2 separate regions of the Homo sapiens genome follow, and region 1 is linked to region 2. Evidence: chromatin contacts called from ENCODE Hi-C or POLR2A ChIA-PET data. All regions are on one chromosome and are shown on one strand. The core of a region is the stretch at or near the end of the contact, and the rest is flanking DNA. Distances in the headings are between cores, read along the strand shown.

Region 1 (2,974 bases), core at 127-2,626, 1.0 Mb after region 2:
TTTTTCACACTATTATTTCCAGCAATCTTTATCTGAAAATGTCCAAACTTTAAAAAACACTATTCTTAGAAGCAATAGTGCAAATTATAAAGGGGAAAGGAGGGAAAGTCTAATCCTTGCTTTGCAAATAGCAGGTCACACTCTCCAAAATCGTGGTGACCTATAAAAATTTGGAAACTAGTCAATGTCCAACAACAATGGGTAAATTATAGTTAGTTTGAATCACGATGAGGGGCTGTTAGTACATCACATTGCTTGCTGAGCTTGAAAAAAGGGATTTTTCTCAGATACTGATCGTTCTTTTAGAAGTTTAGTTATAACACATCCGGGAGTCAGACATTCCAGCTGGCAGCAGCAGCAGGAAAGAGATGCGGACAGGGGCCTTCCAGGTTCCCTGTATTTCTAGGAATGTTGCTTAATCAAAAGAGGAGACAATGGAGGCATAGTGGGAAGAATACAAGGTTTGGAATCAATAGTTTAGGGTTCAAATCTAGCTGTCTGGCTCTGGGCAGTTACTTAATCCTTTTAAACTCAGTTTCCTTAACTGGGATAATGAACAGGGATAATGTTCTTTTTTCTAGAGAGTTAAAGGAGAAAATATATGCACAGTGGCTAGTGCCATGCCTGGCATCGAGTAAGTGCCCCATTAATGTTTGTTAATGGAGTAAGCGCTTGAATGGAGGAGGCTGTTAGAGTGGAATGCTGGTTAGACGAATGAAACCAGGGCTGAAAGGACCTTTGCCCAGCCTCTCAAGGCCTCTGTCCCTGACCACGGATATTCCCCTAAGAAGCAACTATGCCACCTTCCAGGGCAAAAAGGCTTGTCGATTCCAGAAGGACTTTTTAACTTGTTATTCAGTATTTTTAAATTCCCTCCTCCTGTCTTTTCTTTGACATAGAGTCTCGCCCAGTCCCCCAGCCATGGCCTACTGCAGTCTTCACCTCCTGGTGAAGTCATCTTCCTGCCTTAGCCTCCTATATAGCTGGGACCACAAGTATGTGCCTCCATGCCCGGCTAATTTTTTGATTTTTTGTAGAGACAGGGTCTCGCTTTGTTGCCCAGGCTTGTCTTAAACTCCTAGGCTCAAGCAATCCTCTTGCCTCAGCCTCCCAAAGTGTTGGTATTACAGGTGTGAGCCACTGTGCCCAGCCTTAAATCCCATTTTTAAGGACAAAGGATAATGCTTTCTTCTTGGGGCTGACGACATAGTTCTTTTTGGATATTTTCCATCACACTGTCACTGAACCTTGCTCCCATCCAGGCAACTATAATCCACAGTGAAGAATATTTGATTAAGTAGCAGGTGGTGGGGGATTTTTGTTCTGAGGGGAATTCAAAGAAGTTAAAACAGAGGCAGCTATCTCATAAACCAAGCCCAGAACACGGAGATGAAAAGAAACAAATTGCCCACTTTCTACCACCTGTTTGAGAACAGAAAGATTTACACTCACTTATGTCAGCTAAAAAAATGTACCCTTGTCTCATTGCGGTAAAAGAGCCTCCACTGCTCAGATGCTTCTGATGGAAAGTCTACCCCCTGCTCCGATACACACTTTCATGCTGGTAATGACAGAGGCAAAGCAGGCCTTTCTATCAATATGTTCTGCACACTTCCTAGCAGCTTTGCTTTTTCTATTCTGCATTTGCTATTTTAAGCGAGTACATAATGCATCAATTTTCAGACTCTTACTCAATGCCATTGCTACAGAACTGAGAACTCAGTAATCTTGTCAGGCAGAGCAGAACAATATTCCAACAGATGAAACATTCCATGCAGCCTTATTTCCCTTTTCCTGGGATGGGGCATCTATTTCTGGCCTATAATGAGAGATGAACCAGTGGCCATGGTCCAGTGCCTCTTGCCCTGGAATCCCACATCACAGAAACCACTCACCATGCTGCTGCTGGTAGACACATGAAAGGCCCTGTGGGGGTCTCAAGTTCATTTGACTGCTCTCTTATTTTTTATTTTAAGTTCCCAGAAATGGGTTGTTTTGATCCAGGCTGGAGCTTGCTGGCTGGGAAAGTGTGGGTTCTCTCAGGCCACATTTCCCCTTTTCCTGCCTGCCATGAAGAGTCCCCATTTTCTCTGGAATCACCAATTGGATTTGAGAGCCCCAGAGGAACCTTTGTCTCCCTGCCCCCAGTCTCGTAGAAGATTTAAATGTGAAGTGTCTCCACATGGCTTCTTGCCAAATTTGGCTTGCCCTTGAGCGCAGACACACTTCCAATAGAAGGCCAATTGCATCTGATACCTCAGTGGGCAGTTTAGGCAAATTTCCCTGCTGTGTGTGTTTACAGCTTTAGTGGCTTCTAATACAGGCCTTATTTACTGCCTGCATTGTTACCTGGGAGAGAGAGAGCAGAATGGATCTGCTGCTACTTGCTACACCATTTGGCTTGTAAGTGGATTAAATAGACACATTTTCCCAAGATTTACTCCACATACCTGGCTGGTGTAAATGGGCTGGGCCACTTCCACCATCCTCTCCAGTTCCTGCTCCTTTTATCTTATATCCATTAACAATGGCACAACAAATTAGCGTGGGTGCATAGTGATTCCATTGGAAGGTGAACAATTCAATAAAAACGACACCACTGCTTTCTAAAGAACTAATTTATAGCATCGAAGGATTCAGCTATCCCAATGGGGACCTTGAATTACTGGCCCAACTTTATTGGCATGAAAACAATCAAACCAAATACATTCTTCCTCTGGAGCTGGAAGTCAGACACCCTGGGTAATATTTAGGTCACTGCTGCCCAGGCAAATCTGAAAAATGGTTTGTGCCCTGATTAGGCAGTTACACATTTGTTTTAAATGACTGTCACAGGATGGGATCCGGAGGCATTTTAAGGCAAAGAGAAGTCATATGAGCAGTACTGAAACAATCTGAAGTGGGCTGAAGCAAACAGCCTCTTTGTCTAGCCTCAAGTGTATCAGTGTCAGCTTTACAGCTGAAATGGAATCTT
Region 2 (3,181 bases), core at 553-3,052:
TTTAGTCATCTGTGGTCACCCCCCACCCCCCTGCGCTGTGCAAGCCTGATACCATGGAAAGGGAACCCACATTTCAAATAGCTGCTGCTGCTCCGGTGAACTTGGGGTAAGGGAGCTGAGGGGTGTCTACCCTCTGCACCAGACTCAAGTCTCCCTCCTAGAATAGGAGCGAGAATAGCAGCAAGTCCCTGCCCCCTGCTCCCTCGTTTTCCTGGAAGAAATGCCTACCTAAGACACAGACACCTGCATCCCACGCTTTGTCACCCAATGCCTGTTTCCTTAAGGAGAAAAAATGGGCGCCAGAAAACTTCTAGGTCTAGATCCTGGCTCTGTTGCTCGCTAGTTGTGGAACTTTGGACAGGCGACCTCACCCTTCTGATTTCACTTTCCCTGGCCTCACTCTTCACTCCCTCTGCCTGTGGGCAGGCAGCAGCATGGTTCTGTGGGGTCCTAAGGACCCCAGGGAGTCACTCCCACATTTGGGCAGCAGCTTTGGGTTTAGTCTGTCCAGTTTAGGGCCCCAGATCGTATATGTGTGTGTGCACACACGTGTGTGTTTGCGTGTCAGGCAGCATTCAGATGGGGCATCCTGTTCATCCACCCCCCTGCTTTGGGGTGGCTGAGGGTTGGGGTGCCCAACAGGTAGAATGGGGTTGATAATAGCACCTGCCTCGCAGGGTGATGGTGAAAATAAAATGAGCCATGGTGATTTAAGATGCCCAGTCTAGGTTCTGGCCTTTACTTAGTTGACACTCGTGGACGGTTAGATGGTTAGAGAGGCAGGCCAGTTTAGTACCAAAATGCCTTCAGAGTCAGGCTGTCTCTGGGTTCAGATCCTGGCTCTGCCCCTTGCTATTGGTGGAATCTTAGACAAGTTATTTAATTTCTCTGTGCCTCAGCTTCCCCACCTGTAAAACGAGGATGAGGCTAGTACCTCCCTCACAGGGTTCGTGGTAAGAGGATGAGGCTAGTACCTCCCTCACAGGGTTCGTGGTAAGGCTCAAATATGTAAATGTATGAAAAGCACTTAAAACTGTGCTTTGGGGTGAGCTGTTATTCTTAGTTCCTGCAGGCTTCAGCTGGTTTGATTGTTGTGACTAATAACCTTCGCACCTAACAGAATGTCTTGCCGGGGAGTGTCATGGCCCAAACAGGAAGGTGGCAGCGGAAAAACTCCATTACTCAAGGGCCTTTGCAAGAGAAGCAAAACTCTACTTCCTCAGCTTCTGTGGGTTTTTAAATCTTTTTTTTCAATTTTAATTTTAATTTTTTTAAAAAAAAAGTAGAAATGAGGTGTTACTATGTTACCCAGGCTGATCTCGAATTCCTGCCCTCAGGTGATCCTCCCACCGCGGCCCCCCAAAGTGCTGGGATTACAGGCATGAGCCTCTGCACCCAGCCAGCTTCTGTGTTTTTAACAAACCTTGCTCGGGCTCTGCAGATACAGATTCTGGGTCTGGGGTGAAGTGACTAGCATTTGTGTGGCAGTCTGTGAATGAGATGTCAAGCAGCTTCCGAGGTAACAGACTTCTCCCCAGGTTCAGTGAGGGAGACTGTACCTAGCCTGTCCTTCCAGAGGCTGCTCACACTGCCAGGCTGTGGCTGGCCTGCCAAGGGGAGGATGGCCCTCCACACCTCGGCCCACCTGCCCTTCACCTCCAGCCAGGGCCTGCCTGTCCATCCACCTGTGCCTAGCTGGAAAAGCTGGCTTGGAGCAGTGCTGCCCATCTGCCACTGCCAGCCCCCAGCATCTGCCTTATTAAAATGCTGAGGCTCTGGCTGGCCACAAGCCCCAGGAGATTTGGAGAAAAGCCAGACAAAAAGGTGCAGGCTGTGCCACCGCCCAGCCACACTGGGTGACTGCCCTTGGTAGTTAACCACAGAGTCATCCAGCTTGGCTGCCCAGAGGTCTATAGCTCCACTCAGGCGAAGCTGGCTAGCCTGGCCTAGCCTGGCTGGTTAGGTGGGCAGGACAGCCTCCACTTGACTGATTTTTTTTTTTTTTTTTTTTTTTTTTGAGACAGGGTTTCGCATTTCTGCCCAGGCTAGAGTGCAGCGATACAATCTTGGCTCACTGTAGCCTCGACCTCCTGGGCTCAAGTGATCCTCCCACCTCAGCTGCCTGAGTAGCTGGGTGCACCACCACTCCCGGCTATTTATTCATTTGGTAGAGATGAGGTCTCACTATGTCACCCATGCTGGTCTCAAACTTCTAGGCGCAAGCAATCCTTCCACCTTGGCCTCCCAAAGTGCTGGAATTACAGGCATGAGCCACCATGCTTGACTCGTCTGACTGATGTTAGGCAACCTTGAATTGATGGTCTCCTGGTGAAATGAGGGTTCTTGTTGACAAGGCAGGTCTGGCCAACACATTTTTGTATGATTATCTGCACGATTGCATCAGTTATTAGCAAAGAAGGATTTTATAGCAGCAGGTGTGTGCTCATGTGCTTGTGTGGAGTTGTTGACTGCCCTTCACTGCACACACACAGTCTGCGGAACTGTGACTGAATCCCTGTTCCCTACTCACACTTACATGGTATTTTCTGGGATTCTAAGGCACATTCTTTTTTTCCTTTCCTTTTTTTCCATTTAACATCTTAAATTGGAATGTGTCGCACATTTGCGGATTATTATAATTTGACAGCGCCTTTTTCTTGGCATACTTGAAATAACGGTGCATTGTAAAATCAGAGGTGTCTCAGATTTAATGAAATAGAAACTAGGTAACCTCTGGGGAACTTATATAATTTGTCCAGTTCCTCCAAGGATGCAGGTGGAGCCACCTTGTAGTGGTGGCAGATTATATGAGGGGACCCTGATGTGGTTCAAGGGGACAACCTTGGATTGGGCTTAGATTCCAGCTTTATGGCTCGCCAGCTGTGTGGCCTTGGCAAAGTAGAGCGACCTCTCTGAGCCTCGGGATTTTCCTCCCACCACATATGAATCGTGGCTCCACAGTTGTCATGGCTGTGTGCAAGGCAACATTCCCTGTTTCTCTTGCTGGGTATCATCTAAGGTCTGCCCCGTTCCATCTGGGTTAAGAGGGAAAATGAGGGCTGGGAGTGGGTCACTGGCCTTCCCAAGGGAGCAGAGGGAAACTGGTGTTCCAAGGGCTTCTTGACTCAGTTTATAATCCTTGGACATTACTCTTCTTCCCTCGTCCTTCTCCCCCTTTGCC

The links. A loop is a pair of places that touch in the nucleus more often than their neighbours do. ChIA-PET counts read pairs that join two places held with the same protein, here RNA polymerase II (POLR2A). Pooled maps may share reads with other maps.
Region 1: a pooled map shows a loop between it and region 2 (3-fold over the local background). The contact joins two enhancer-like sites. A Hi-C loop is called at or near these places in 1 of 37 single-sample maps with no recorded cell type and 4 of 50 pooled maps. POLR2A ChIA-PET finds 5 or more read pairs at or near these places in 2 of 52 experiments (activated CD8-positive, alpha-beta memory T cell and activated naive CD4-positive, alpha-beta T cell).

What each region holds. Positions count from the first base shown.
Region 1 is chr17:32,514,440-32,517,413 of GRCh38, forward strand. All of the region lies in intron 21 of MYO1D (myosin ID), which reads right to left. All of the region lies in intron 1 of LOC105371734 (a long non-coding RNA gene), which reads right to left. Among named protein-coding and RNA genes, the nearest start is that of CDK5R1, 29 kb to the left of the region's middle. RefSeq lists enhancers at 875-924, 1,805-1,974, 2,045-2,094 and a silencer at 2,922-2,971. Within about 2 kb of position 1,377, at least 5 of the 41 ENCODE cell types and tissues checked have a DNase peak (open chromatin) inside an H3K27ac peak, as active enhancers do.
Region 2 is chr17:31,493,376-31,496,556 of GRCh38, forward strand. All of the region lies in intron 3 of RAB11FIP4 (RAB11 family interacting protein 4), which reads left to right. Among named protein-coding and RNA genes, the nearest start is that of MIR4724, 40 kb to the right of the region's middle. Within about 2 kb of position 1,803, at least 18 of the 41 ENCODE cell types and tissues checked have a DNase peak (open chromatin) inside an H3K27ac peak, as active enhancers do.